2 separate regions of the Homo sapiens genome follow, and region 1 is linked to region 2. A link is a loop called in an ENCODE intact Hi-C map of the cell type or tissue named here. Cell type or tissue: ovary. All regions are shown on one strand. Each heading gives the region's core, and the rest is flanking DNA. Links, peaks and the distances in the headings are about the cores only.

Region 1 (7,426 bases), core at 1,384-5,383, 630 kb before region 2:
CAGCTCACTGCAAGCTCCGCCTCCTGGGTTCACGCCATTCTCCTGCCTCAGCCTCCCTAGTAGCTGGGACTACAGGTGCCTGCCACCACGCCTGGCTAATTTTTTGTATTTTTAGTAGAGACAGGGTTTCACCGTGTTAGCCAGGATGGTCTCGATCTCCTGACCTCGTGATCCGCCCGCCTTGGCCTCCCAAAGTGCTGGGATTACAGCCGTGAGCCACTGAGCCCTGCCCATACTTTTTAATTGTTCAGGGACAAGTCAGTTCTTTGTGGGCTCTGAGGGCTGCCCTGTAAAATCAATTTACTTTCTATGGATAACAGTGAAAGTGAAAGGTAAAATTGGCCAAGTCTGGGCTACTAATAGCCCACCCATCTCAGGGAGTCTTAAGACCTTTTGTGGAGGTGATCAATAAGAAACAGATTTTTTGGGGTTTTGCACAGAGCTTGAAAGTTCTTCCTCTTGCTGGGGAATAAGAGGAAATGATAATATATTTATTCTGTGCCCTGCCAGTTTGAAACAAGGGCAGGAGTGTCCAGATAATTCTTTTTTTGTTTTTTTTTTTGAGATGGAGTCTCACTTTGTCACCCAGGCTGGAGTGCAGTGGTGCGGTCTCGGCTCACTGCAACCTCCACCTCACGGATTCAAGCGATTCTCCTGCCACAGCCTCCCAAGTAGCTGGGACTACAGGCACCTGCCATCACGCCCAGCTAATTTTTTAATTTTTAGTAGAGATGGGGTTTCACTATGTTGGCCAGGCTGGTCTCGAACTCTTGACCTCATGATCCGCCCACCTCAGCCTCCCAAAGTGCTGGGATTACAGGAGTGAGCCACTGCACCTGGCTGTGTCTAGGTAATTCTACACTCATCTTGCCTGTACTCTCTGGATAATAAAACAAGTTTAGCCGGTGATGATCATGATGACGATGACCATGATGATAATGATTCATCACCTGCAGGTGATATGAGATTATTGGGAGGACAGAACAACAGATCTGAAAGGGCCCCCAGAAACCACTGGCTTCCAAGACAATTTTTACAACAGTGGATTCCTTTCTTCAAACACAATCATACACTCCAACATATGAAGTAGATCAAAGTGGAGCAGTTCTAGATGAGAGGGAGCAGGAGGCTGAGGGCTGGTCTGTCCCCGCAACCCTCAGGGCCCCTCAGAACACAGTTTCAAAAGCCAGGCCTCATTCAATGCCTTTGTTTTACAGATGAGGAAACAGAGGCCCAGTTTGTGAAGTTACTCAGCAGAAACCTCCAAAAATGGGTGAGGGTGGGAGGCTGAGGTCTCACGTGGTTTCAGAACAGTCTTTCCCTCTGTTGGGTGCAATTCTTGAAGGCCATCGGGCCAGGTGTGCTTTCTCATTCAGTGGCTCTCAGCTGTGACAGCGCAGAAACACCTGAGAGCGTCTGGTAGGACTGTCACCTGCGAGTCAGGAGGAGCAGAGCCTGGAATTGCTCAGTCTGAGGTTGGAGGGGCCATGGTGGCCTCTTCTTTGAGGACCCAAACCCAGTGGAAATGGGGTTGGTCTTCCCACGATTCTCATCAACCACACTAAGGAGAATCGGGTCCTCTCAACGCCCAGCCTCTGTCCTCATGGAGGCACCCAGGCCTCCACACAGGAGCTCCTGCCAGCCCCTCGGGGATGTCTGAGCCATCCTCATGCACTCACCTTCCCCGTCAGGTGCCCACAGTGCAGGGTAATCGAGAAATCAGTCAGATGTTGTGCCTGAAGCACCCAGTGCCTGGCCTGGCTCCCAGGAGGATGCGGCCTTGGTCTTCCTTCTCTCATACTTTCAGCCAGAGTTGGAAAACCACTTTCCCAGGCCCTGAGTTTCCTAAGGCCCTGCCCAGGATTTTCCTGCAAGCTCTGATTGCACTCTGCTGGTCCAGTTAAAACCCCTAGCGGGGAGCTAGCTAATGTCACAAAAGCTGCTTTTTAGAGAGGACACCGCCCAGCTGCATAATCAAACATTAGAAGCCCAAATGAGAAATCACAGCTTGGAATGAGGTCCAGAGCCTTGACCAGCTTTTCAAGTCGTAAATCATATTCTTTCTCCAAAAAGGGCAGGTCATGAGGACCTCCAGGCACCTCAACATGAGCTGTTGCAAACAGCAATGGTAGTGTGAGCTACGGGGTAGAAAGCCAGTGCACAACCCATCGGGCTCAAAGCTCCCCACCCGCGGGAGAGATTCTTTGTCATCAAATGGGTTAATGGAACCCCGGAGCCCTTTGTCCCGGCCCTTCCCCGAAGCCCTGGCCTCCCCGCTAGCTTCTACACCAGCACGATGCAGACAAAGGCCCACTTGGGATTTTCAGAGCTTTTACTGGATGCCTCTTTAAAGTGTCTAATTTTAATGAAGAAATCTTTCATCTGCCATCCTGTTTCCAGGAGACAGGTTTGGAAGGAATTTTCACAAGTCACTAAGGCCCCTTGGAAATGTGTTTTTTGGTGGAAAACGTAAGGCTGTAAGACATGCACAGAGATGTTCTCACTGGGGGCGGGAGTGGAGGAGGCAAGAGGAGGAAATAAAACACCAAGAAAAAAACGCTTCAAGAGCCAAGTGGAGGAAGGATGCAGAGGTGCAACCGAAAGGGGAAAAGTGTTTGACTGGGAATATATAAAGAATAAGTCAGCCAGAAAACACAGAGTCTCTCCCTGGGGAAATTATATGCAGCTCTAAAAAATGCTACGGACTGGAGAATGCATGGGAGGGGTGGGGTGAGGGGAGAGAAAGGGCGGGAAGGAAAATGTCATCAACAACTGGAATGAGGTAGAGACAGTACATGCACACAGAAAACATGCCAGAAAAAAAAAAAGACAAAACCCTCAAGTTCCTCCCCTCTGCAGCTTTCTGAGCCAAAAAGAAAAAATAAAGGCAACAACTGCTGAACTGGAGAGACGATGGAGATGGAAGAGCAGGTCTGCAGGGTCACGCAGCTGCGAGTGCAGGGGATGTGCTCACACACAGCCCCGCCCCTCTGGAGGTGATGCCGTCTAGAAAGCCTCCCTTGCATACCCTCCTGGTTCCCAGAGGCCTTTGTCCAAGAACCTCCTCTCCTGTATTTTTCACCAAGGGAGCAGCTTCCCTTGCCCCTCCCCCCTCCCCGCCTCCACCGACAGCAAGGAGCTCCCACAGCACTTCCTGTCAGCTGCAAGACACTCTCACCATTATGCCACATGGGACAATGGTGCCATCTTGGTTGGGAGGTCAAGGCTGACGCCAATGAGTTCAGCACAACCTGAGACTTCTCGGAGGTTCCTGGGCCCCACGGGGAAAGGGATATGTGGATATGCATAAACTCACACAGAAGAAATTTGGCCACTGATGCTATGGAATTCAAACTCAAGCATGAGTCAAGGGGTGGAAAAGGGAGGGGTGAGAGAGTGGGGAGACAGAATTCATAGACTATTCCGTGCTGAAGTGGCAAGTGAGAGTCACAGGGGTTAATGGAGATGGTTTTGTTAACAGAGAAGGGCCCTCCCCCCATCACTAAATCACTGGACAAGGCTGATGAGCAGAGCCACCTGCGGTTGGCAGTACTTGAGTTAGGCTTTTACAAGCCTGTGAATTTACTCTTGGTGGCCATGACAGGGTGTCTTCTGCAGCTGATGATGAAAAAAGGTGTGTTTTCCTACCTCTTTAGGATACACAGTCCAAACCAGCACCAAATAATGGAGGAGTTTGGCAGGGGGGCAGGTTTACATGACTTTGAAATTTCTGAATAAAAATATCATCCTGAATTACACACAAAAGACATATTCCATGTGCTTCTGTTTACCCTGTTTCTGCTAACGAGATATTACTTATAAATGTAAAATGTTAAGGATGTTGTCTTCAGCCTGGAGAGAAAGAACGTGTAATTTGCAGCTTTTGCTCAGAGTGATAACCTTATTAAGTAACGGGATTCGCTGATTAACTGCTGCTAACAAAACATTGTTGCCAAACCTGATAGTCTGAAACCGGCAACAGAGCTACTGTCAGAACCACTTCTCCATCCCACCAACCCTGTGGGGATTTTACAGAGATATTTCTCATTTAAATAACCTTCACCTTTCAGTATTTTTTATTGCTTCCACTAATAGGCTAACAATAAGTTAGGAGCCACTCCTAGATGGATGTCGAATCAACCTTGGTGAAGAGTTCAAGGAGAAAAGCAATTCTACTTAAAAAATGATTTTTTAATGAAAGGGGTAATGGGAAACTGTGTGAGTTCATTGAGCACTAGAATGAATGGAAGTTCTTAGTCAGAGATCAGAAGGCAGGATCCGGCCATGCTCAACATATGTGATGGCACTTTAAATTTCTAGAATGGAGCAATATCTCTTTCACAGTGATTCACATAGTATGTGGGAAATTTTCTTTTCCCGTAACTTGCCTAAGAAAATCAACTCCATTCCGGTCTTAAGAAATACTTTACTACTTAGATAATCAGGAGAGAGACCCCTGAGGTAGATCATCTTGGTCTTAGCTATATATCTCCTGTAATTCCTCTCTTCCCCACAGAGCCCCAGTGAGTCCCACCAGCTCAGGACTCTCAAGGTCATGAGTCTAGTCATAAACGGCCTGTTCTGCAGCTAAGTCATAGACCCAGGGGCTATCAGAGCAGGCCAGGGTGGGGCTGCGGAACATGGACCTTGTCTAGTCCAACTCCCTGGGGTCTGGAAAGGTGAACTGACTTGCCCAAAGCCCTCATCTTGTCAGTGGGAAAGCCAGGATTAAATCTGGGCTTGTGGCTTCCGGTCCAGTCTGTCTTCTGGCTTGTGAGAAACAGGGAGTGAGGGGGGCAGTGCGCGTGCATAGGCACATTCCCATGTGCACACACCTGTACATCAGCTTTGAGCCTCATGCTGATCCCGTCTCTTCATGATGTCTAACCATCCACACGGCACGACTGTTTTCCCAAGGCAAGATGCTTCCCTCCTTCTTTTCTTTTTTTCTTTTTTTTTTTTTTTTTGAGATGGAGTCTTACTCTGTCCCACAGGCTGGAGTGCAGTGGCACGATCTCAGCTCACTGCAACCTATGCCTCCTGGGTTCAAGCAATTCTCCTGCCTCAGCCTCCCGAGTAGCTGGGACTACAGGTGTCTGCCACCGCACCCAGGTAATTTTTGTATCCTTAGTAGAAGACAGGGTTTCACCATGCTGGCCAGGATGGTCTCGATCTCTTGACCTCATGATCCACCCGCCTTGGCCTCCCAAAGTGCTGGGATCACAGGCGTGAACCACCGTGCCCAGCCGCTTCTCTCCTTCTTTTCTAGGCCTGAAAGTGTTCAGGTGTTCAGGTGGCCAAATCGGTGTTCAGATTTGACAGAAAAAATAACATTTATGTCAGGATTTCTTCCTTGCCTGGATCATTTATAGGTAGGATACTATTGTTTGTACAACTATAATGAGAAAAAACTAGTAAAAGAAGCTGGGTTTTGAGAGCTTGTGTCTAAATATTGGAGGAGAGCAGTCTCAGAGAAGGCACCCTTAAATCTGGGTGAGAGAGGGCACTTGTAGGTGTATTTTCTTGTGTTGGCTCAGAGACTTAGACTTCTTGGATGTATGAGAGAGGTCATTCAGTGTGGACCCGTGCTGGGGGAGAGAGGATGGATATGAGCTTGGAAATCGTTTTGTTCAAGGCGGGGCAAGTAGCAAGATTAAAATTTTTAGTCTGTTAAGTTGTAAGCAAACCAAGGGCAGATGATGAGAGAAGGCTTTGGAGGCCTGCACCCCAACACTCCCTAAGTCTGGCCTTCCTTGCTGGCCTCACCCAGCCATAGAGGACACTGATATGGGAGGATTACCTCCTTTAACCCCCTGAATTGCTTTCATTGAGAACCACGTTGCCTTTGCCAATGATCATTGCTAAGCATTAGGACAGGGTAGAGGCCTCTGGGTAGGAAATTGGCAGGTCAGGGTTGGGGTTGGATCAAAATCCAGAAGGAATCATGATCCTCAAACTAGAGCCACAACCAACCGACAGGAGTAGACTCCCCTGCAGTAGGACTCCAGATTCTGCAGACACTGTCTGAGGGCCTTTGACAAGCACTGTAATTTATTTTAATCCTCTCACTAACAGAGAAGGGAGGCCCTTTTGTCTCTGATTACTGACCAAGAAGGAGACTGTGTTAACCATTCTTGCATTGGTATAAAGAAATACCCAAGACTGGGTCATTTATGAAGAAAACAGGTCTAATTTGCTCACTGTTCTGCAGGCTGTACAAGAAGCATGGCGCTGACATCTGCTCAGCTTCTGGGGAGGCCTCAGGGAGCTTCTACTCTTGGCAGAAGATAAAGAGGGAGCTTGCACATCACACGGCAGGAGCAGGAGCAAGAGAGGGTGGGAGGTGCCACACACTTTTAAGCAATCAGATCTTGTGTGAACTCACTCATAGCTAAGGGGATGGTGCTAATCCATTCATGAAGGATCCACCCCCATGACCCAAACACTTCCCACCAGAGCCTACCTCCTACACTGGGGATTACATTTCAACATAAGATTTAGTGGGGACACAGTTCTAAACCATATCAGAGACCCTAGAGGAGAGACTGGCCCAAGATGACCCTGGGTGGACACTCCTCTGGGGACTCTGATCAAATCTCACATTTCTTCCCTGCACCAGACCGCCCCTTTGTGGTCATAGGAAGGTCAGGGGGACAGAGTAAGCTTCTTAGAGAACCCTGGCCTCCTGTAATAAGTCTCTCCAGGCCGAGTGCAGTGTCTCGCACCTGTAATCCCAGCACTCTGGGAAGCTGAGGAGGGCAGATTGCTGGAAACCAGGAGTTCAAGACCAGCTTGGGCAACATGGCGAAACCTTGTCTCTACAAAAAATACACAGCTTAGCCAGGCGTGGTGGTGTGCACCTATAGTCCTAGCTACTTGGGAGGCTGAGGCACAAGGATTCCTTGAGCCCAGGAGGTTGAAGCCACAGGGAGCTGTGTTTGCACCACTGCACTCCAGCCGGGGCGACAGAGTGAGTCCCTGTCTCAAAAAAAAAAAAAAAAAAAAAAAAAGTCTCTCCTGAGCCAGTGTGGGAGCTGAGCTGGCTGCCCTGAAGTGCAGCAGGTCTCCAGGTGACAGGGGCCTTCCAGGCAGCAGTGAATCAGCCCTTGTGGCTTCAGTAGTCTAAGGACCACCTTGAAAAGGCTTATCCTTGCTCTCTACCTGTGGGAACCAGTCCTAATGAAATAGTAATCAACATAGAAAAGTTGATCAGATAAAATATATACAGGCTCACATAAATTTTATTCTTTATTTAAAATACAGAAATACTTTTTACAGCATGAACAGAAAGTACTACATTGTGTTGAAATCTTAAGATTTAGAAATCTCACTGAATCATACACAGGCCCATGATGCACTGTACTAGAAAAAAAAGCTGTATCAAAAATGAAAACAAACAAACAAAAACCACCTCAAACTATTAAAA
Region 2 (7,426 bases), core at 2,285-6,284:
AGAATTCAGTCCTCTGTTCCCCCTTATCTGAGGTCTGTGTGCCAGTGGATCCATTTGGTAGGGGTTGGAGTTTCTGAAAAACAACTCAGTGACATGTATTAAGATGTTATCTTTAGTTTCTATAGGGAACATCTCTAACCTCTTTGGCCATGATTTTGAGCTTCTATTATCTTCTTGCTTATCAAGTGGCTCATTTACTTCTCAGGGCTAGCTAGGTGTCTGGAATTTCCCTTGAAGAAATTCCAGGTTTTTCTTTATTTCCACGTTGCAGGGGGCATGGCAGGCCCTAAGAGAGACCCCTGCTTCCTTTAAAGGGCTCAAGCTGGGGTGGTAGGATGAGGAAGGAGAGGAGGGAATGAATTAGAGAGTATTTCGCATACAAAATTGAGTAGCATCGATGATTGATTGGCTGAGAACCTGGTTGAGGAGAACAGGATTGTGGGAGGAAGAGGAATATATCAGTAATCACCCTGAAGTTTCTCACTTGGTTGACTCCAGAAGTCTAAAAGAGGGGGTGGAGAAGAGCGTTTTTCTCTTGTGAGATTCTCAAATCCTGTAACACTAACTGGGTATTCAACAGTTCAATTTGATTCTGGCACTCTTTATTTGAAGTGAGCATCAGATCCCACAAGTAAAAGGGCTCAGTCCCATAGAATGTCCCCACTTCACATGCCAGCTGCAAATGGGGTATACAGGCTACCCACATATCTACCTGGCAACTACAAATTTGGGAATTCCCATAGCCTTCCTCCCCTTTAGATTTGATAATTTGCTAGAATAGCTCACAGAACTCAGGGGAAAATTTTGCTTATGTTTACTGATTTATGATAAAGCATACAATTCAGGGAGCCCAGTAGAAGAGATGGCCTAGGGGGATACCTAGAGGTTGAACGCACCTAGATGTGTTCACCAACCCAGAAGTTCTCCAAGTCTCCTTGAGTGTTTACAGAGCTCAATCTCTAACCCCACCTTCCTGGGGTCAGTGCGTGGGGCTGAAAGTTCCAACCTTCTACCCACTTGGTCCTTCTGGCTACCAGCCTCACCCTAGAGTCACCTCCTTAACATAAACTCAGGTGTGATGCAATGAATAACAGAAAACACTCCTATTACTCAGGAAATTCCAAGGGTTTTAGGAACTCTGTGCCAAGAACCAGGGACAAAGATCAAATATATTTCTTATTATGCCACACTGGCAAATATCTCAAATTGCCGGGAACATTTAGGAACTCTCAACCTGCATCTCCAGCTTCAACATTGAACCCAAACCTTATCCTGGTACTGTGAGGCCTAGTGTTCCAGGATACCCTTAGATTCTGTTTTACAGGCCTTAAGCAACTATATCAGTTAGGGTACAACTTAGGCTTCTGTAACAGAGACCCCAATTATACACTACTTTAAAAGCAAGATAGAAGTTTATTACTCCCTTTTAATTTCTTTTGGAGAGAGAGTCTCACTCTGTTGCCCGGGCTGGAGTGCAGTGGTGTAGGTCATAGCTCACTGCAGCCTCAAACTCCTGGGCTTAAGCCGTCCTCCTACCTCAGCCTCCCCAAGTAGCTGGGACTACAGGCACATGCTAATTTTAAGCCTGGCTAATTAAAAACAAATTTTTTTTAAATTTGTTATTTTTAGTAGAGATGAGGTCCTACTATGTTGCCCAGGCTGGTCTCGAACTCCTGAGCTCAAGTGATCTGCCTGTCTCAGCCTCCCAAAGTGCTAGGATTACAGGTGTGAGCCACTGTGCCTGGCCGGAAGTTTATTATTCTTTTACATAAAAATCCAGGTAGGCAATCCAAAGCTGGTTTGGCAGCTCAGCATTGTTGGAGAACCAGGCTTTGTGTATCTTGTTGCTCTGCTTCATTCAACATTCTGTGTGCATCTCATTGCCTCTTCCAGCTGCAGTCATTACACTTTCACTCCAGTTAGAGAGAAGGGAGGAAAAGGGAGCCAGGAGGATATGCCCTTTTCCTTTAATGGGGTATGTCAGAACTACACACGTTTCTGCTCATATCCCATTGTTAGAACCTGCTCACATGGCCATACCTGACTGCAAGAGAGGCCAGGAGATGTAATATGTGTCTGGGCAGCCATGCATCCAGCTAAAACTTCTATTTAGAAAGGTGGAACAAATAATGGAAGACAGCCGTCCCTATCTCCAACATTCATGATATATTTAAGGACTTTTCCCCCTCTTTTGGGGAAAACATGGACCTAACATTGTGATTGTTAATTCTTTTTGCTAAAGTAATTTTTATGTTATTGTGACAAAGGAAACATGATGTTCAATGAAATGAATAAAATGCTGGCAGAGTACCTTTGGGAAATCTTGTTCTGAAAAATGTGCCAGGTTGCTGCTGTTTATTGTTGCTTCTAAACAGTAGAGAAGGAGTTAGCTGCTTATTAAACCTGCCCCACATAAGGAATGGAATTATGGTTGGACCTCGCCACAATCATTTCTCTCCCAGGAGAGGCCAAAAATAGGATCAGAACACCACCCTGCTTTGAAGCAGACACTCTTGCTGTGTCTCAATTCCATGTCCAACTCCGTAAAGGTTATGGAAAACAGAAAAAGATCTCAGAAGCAGAGGGCTGAAATCGATGTGGTAATATCTGAATGTTATGTTGTCTTTGAGTAGAGAATTAAGGAACAGTGGAAAACCCTTGGGACTAGTCTTCACGTCTTTGTCTTGGTGCTTAAGAACCAGAATTAGGGTTTACTCAAAGAAAGGCAACTCTCTTGCTTTGGGAAGGAGATGAGGAACCCCAGTGTCTCCTTCAGTGGACTGGAAGCAAAGCAGAAGCTGTAGTAGGAATAGGCCTTCTGGAAGAGAGGTTACAATTATAGTTTATGGGTTTGGGGTTTGTTTCCTTTTGTTAAAATAAAACAATTAGAAATATATTCATTGTTTAATTATTTTTTTTTTGAGACCGAGTGTCACTCTGTCACCCAGGCTGGAGTACAGTGGCACAATCTCTGCTCACTTCATCCCCTGCCTCCCAGGTTCAAGCAATTCGTGCCTCAGCCCCCCAGGTAGCTGGGATTACAAGCATGCACCACCATGCCCAGCTAATTTTTGTGTTTTTAGTAGAGATGTGGTTTCACCATTTGGCCAGGATGATCTTGAACTCCTGACCTCAAGTGATCTGCCTGCCTTGGTCTCCCAAAGTGCTGGAATTACAGGCGTGAGCCACCATGCCTGGCTGAAAATGTATTTTATATTATTTTTATCAAAATGACATTTACAAAAACTGCTCCAATAGATATACTTGTAACTAGTTAAAAGTTTGAATTTGACCCTTAAGAAATGTGTAGAGCACTGTGAAAATGTATTTAAGAAAGTCTAAAATTTTATGTTTTTGTTTATAGCCTATACGGTTCAGACATCCGAGAGCATGACCCCAACTGCCACTTCAGAGACTTATTTGAAAGCTTTGGCCGTTTGCCATGGACCTCTGGACCACTATGATTTTCTGATCAAAGCTCATGAGCTAAAGGATGATGAACATCAAAGAAGAGTCATACAGTGTTTGCAGAAATTACACGAGGACCTTAAAGGATACAATATAGAGGCAGAAGGCCTTTTTTCAAAGGTGAGGCTTGTGTGATATGAAAGATTAAACAGTTAAAAGTGTAAGCATTTTCTAAAATGGATGCAATGCAGTAGGACACAATCATGAAACATCTTGAAAAATTTTCACCAGTTCCTTTACACAAATTCTGTTGGATCCCCATTCCTGGCCTTTTGATGTTCCATAGCTTTCTTTTGCCTTCAGGGGTTTGAATAGCTTCATATTTAGGTATTTAAAAAATGCAGTCCAGTCTAAATAAAAACTTCTATGGAAATTAAAGCTTTCCCTTTCCTCTAGCTCAGGCCTCATCCAGGGATCAGCAGTGGAAAAGGAGGAGTGATGTGTTCTTTCCCTTTTCTTCCTCCTTCTTTCTCTGTTTGCCTGACATCTCTAGGGTCAGAATGAGAAGAATGAAAGATTAGAGTGAAACAGCAGCCTTAAGTGACCAGTTAGTTACTGGGGCCTTTGTATGGTAGATGCTGACGTGCTAGCTCTTTGTTGAGGGTCTTATTGGTGGGTTCTTCAAGACTCCCATGGGGACCTCCACACTTCTCCAGTCTTTGACTAACCTCTTATGACTCTGGGGAAGCAACTCACAACCCTGCATTCTGCCGACACCGCCTTGCTCTTGCCCTTAGCCTTCTTGGGTGGGGTCCTTTCAGGACTTTTTTTTTTTTTTTTTGAGACAGAGTCTCGCTCTGTCACTTGGGCTGGAGTGCAGTGGCACGATATCTTGGCTCCTGGCAACCTTTGCCTCCTGGATTCAAGCGATCGTCCTGCCTCAGCCTCCCAAGTAACTGGGTAACAAGCGTGGACCACCACACTCAGCTAATTTTTGTATTTTTAGTAGAGACGGGGTTTCACCATGTTGGCCAGGCTGGTCTTGAACTCCTGACCTCAAGTGATCCACCTGTCTCGGCCACCCAAAGTGCTGGGATTACAGGTGTGAGCCACTGTGCCTGGCCTGGGACATTTCTTATTGGGTCATCTTTTATGGTGTCCGTGCAGGCCACAGGAAACATAACATCTCCTTTCGCCACCCCTTGCTGCATGGGCAGCCTCAGTCAGCCTCCTGTCCTCAGACTTCTGCAAGCAAGAAGCAGGCACTGGTTTCTGTCTTTGTCATGCATACCCCTTTCTCCTGGGGACTTATATCAAGTTCTCCCATGAACTCTTCCACACTCTGCTCTGGCAGCTGCTTGTGCATTTCCTTACCTAGGCAAGCATCCAGCTGGGGAGAGCGATGTCCATCTCAATTTATATTCAATCCTCATCTCTTTGGATGCTTCTCTTGGGAACCCCTCGTATTTGTTACGAGATATCTGAAGGGCACACCATGGCACTCTACCCAGCTAACTTTCTACCTTGATCACTTTCTTCAGTTTCACTTTGGTTTTAGGGCTGTTTTGCCTTTTTTTTTTTTTTAAACCTAATTCCTGCATGGATGTGACTAGTGTGTATTTATTTATTTATTTATAGATGGATTTTTGCTCTATTGCCCAGGCTAGAGGGCAGTGGTGTGATCTTGGCTCACTGCAACCTCCACCTCCCAGGTTCAAGCAGTCCTCCTGCTTCAGCCTCCTGAGTAGCTGGGATTACAGGCACACACCACCACACCTAGCTAATTTTTGTGCTTTTAGTAGAGATGGGGTTTCACCATGTTTGTCAGGCTGGTCTCGAACTCCTGACCTCAGGTGATCCGCCCACCTCGGCCTCCCAAAGTGCTGGGATTACAGGCATAAGCCACTGCACCTGACCTATTTATTTATTTGAGACAGAGTGTTACTCTGTCTCCCGGGCTGAAGTGCAGTAGTGTGATATCTTGGCTCACTGTAGCCTCCGCCTCCCAGGTTCAAACGATTCTCCTGCCTCCCAAATAGCTGGGATTACAGGCACCTGCCACCATGCCTGGCTAATTTTTGTATTTTTAGTAGAGATGGGGTTTTGCCATACTGGCCGGGCTTGTCTTGAACTCCTGATCTCAAATGATCCCCCTGCTTCGGCCTCCCAAAGTGCTGGGATTACAGACATGAGCCACTGTGCCTGGCCTATTTTTTTTTGGAGATACTGTCTCATTCTGTCACCCAGGTGGGGTGCAGTAGCACAATCATAGCTCACTAGTAGCCTTGAAGTCCTGGGCCCAAGTGATTCTCCTCCCGCAGCCCCCTGAGTAGGCTAGGGCTACAGGCATGCATCACCATGCTCCACTAATTTTTTAATTTTTTTGTAGAGACAGGACCTTACTCTGTTGCCAGGCTGGTCTTGAACTTCTGGTCTTAAGCAATCCTCCTGCCTCAGCCTCTAAAGCACTGGGATAATTGGTGTGAGTCACCACACTCAGCCTATGTCTTTCTTTAGCGTGAGTGGGAGCTTATTTTCCCTGGTCATCAGCTTTGAGCTTTTGTTGAAATTCTATGACAACAGGAAAACTCCTGTTCCTTATCTAATATAGAAGCCAATAGTCTCATCTTTAAGTTCTGGAGAAAACATTAATAGTAGTAAGAGTTAAAATATGGTCCAACCTAAGAAACTAGTTTTCCTTTAATTGACTTTCCCCACCCCCTGCCAAATACGCTTTTACTGTAACGTCTTTAGAAGAAAGGCACCATAGAACAACCATTAGTAGTACTTTATTTAAAAATGAATGAGGGGCCAGACGCAGTGGCTCACGCCTGTAATCCCAGCACTTTGGGAAGCCGAGGTGGGCAGATCACCTGAGGTCAGGAGTTTGAGACCAGCCTGGCCAACATGATGAAACCCTGTCTCTACTAAAAATACAAAAATTAGCCAGGCGTGGTGGCAGGTGCCTGTAATCTCAGCTGCTCAGGAGGCTGAGGCAGGAGAATCGCTTGAATCCAGGAGGCGGAGGTTGCAGTGAGCCAAGATCACTCCAGCCTGGGTGACAGTGAGACTCCGTCTCAAAAAAAAAAAGAATAAGGGCCAGGTGTGGTGGCTGAACCTATAATCCTAGCACTTTGGGAGGCCAGGGTGGAAGGATAGCTTGAAGCCAGAAGTTTGAGATCAGCCTGGACGATATAGGGAGACCCTGTCTCTACAATACAAATAAAAAACAAACAAACAAAAAATGAATGAAAGTAATTTTACTTTTTAATAAAGCTCCTGAGAGTATAATTAATTTTATTTTTATGTAAAGAAAATGTCTTCCCATTGTGTTAACACTATTAGTTGAAAGAAATAGAGATTCATTTAGATTGCAGAAAGAAATGGAGATTTAGAATAAGATTATATAAGAACATAGCAATGAAAGGCATCTCCATGACACAGCTAGGCCTTACAGTGCTCTGCCATTCATGTCATTCATTGTCTTCGTCCACTTGGGCTTCTATAACAAAATACCATAAACTGGGTAGCTTATAAACAACAGAAAAAGATTTCTTGTAGTTCTGGGTGCTGGGAAGGCCAAGATCAAAGTGCTGGCAAATTCAGTGTCTGATGAGGGCCTGCTTAACTATTCTTGGACAGCTGTCTTTTCACTGTGTCCTCACATGGCTGAAGGGACAAATGAGCTCCCTCAGGCCTCTTTTGTAAGGGCACTAATCCAACTGAGGAGGGCCCCACTCTCATGACCTCATCACCTTCCAAAGGTCCTACCTCCTAAGAGCCTCACTTTGGGGGTTAGAACTTCAACATATGAATTTTGGGGTGATGCAAGCATTGAGACCATAGCACCCACTTATTTTGTTGTTCCTTTTCTCTCATGTCTGCTTCCACTTCTGTTCACTCTACCAACTTCTTAATTCTCTCTGTGTGTCTGTAGTTTAAATTCCTGAGTAAGGATCTCATAGGCCAACCAATGACTTCATCCCTGTTTGGGCAGAGCTTTCACATTGGGTTTCTT

Evidence for each region. Hi-C counts contacts between places; a loop is a spot of excess contacts. Peaks named below come from ENCODE experiments on the same cell type or tissue, not always from the same donor. Only the 100,000 strongest peaks of a DNase experiment are listed, where the experiment ranks them.
Region 1: it touches region 2 in a loop (5-fold over the local background); 1 of 110 quality-filtered maps calls a loop at or near these places.

Annotation. Positions count from the first base shown.
Region 1 is chr6:107,688,194-107,695,619 of GRCh38, forward strand. No RefSeq gene overlaps it. Among named protein-coding and RNA genes, the nearest start is that of SCML4, 130 kb to the right of the region's middle. In ovary, for the core only: no CTCF peak of the experiment used is centred there; a DNase peak (open chromatin) is centred at 2,991; H3K4me3 peaks cover 733 bases; H3K27ac peaks cover 365 bases.
Region 2 is chr6:108,320,461-108,327,886 of GRCh38, forward strand. AFG1L (AFG1 like ATPase) reads left to right here. Exons shown (of 13, transcript NM_145315.5): 2 at 3,365-3,588. Among named protein-coding and RNA genes, the nearest start is that of AFG1L, 29 kb to the left of the region's middle. In ovary, for the core only: no CTCF peak of the experiment used is centred there; no DNase peak of the experiment used is centred there.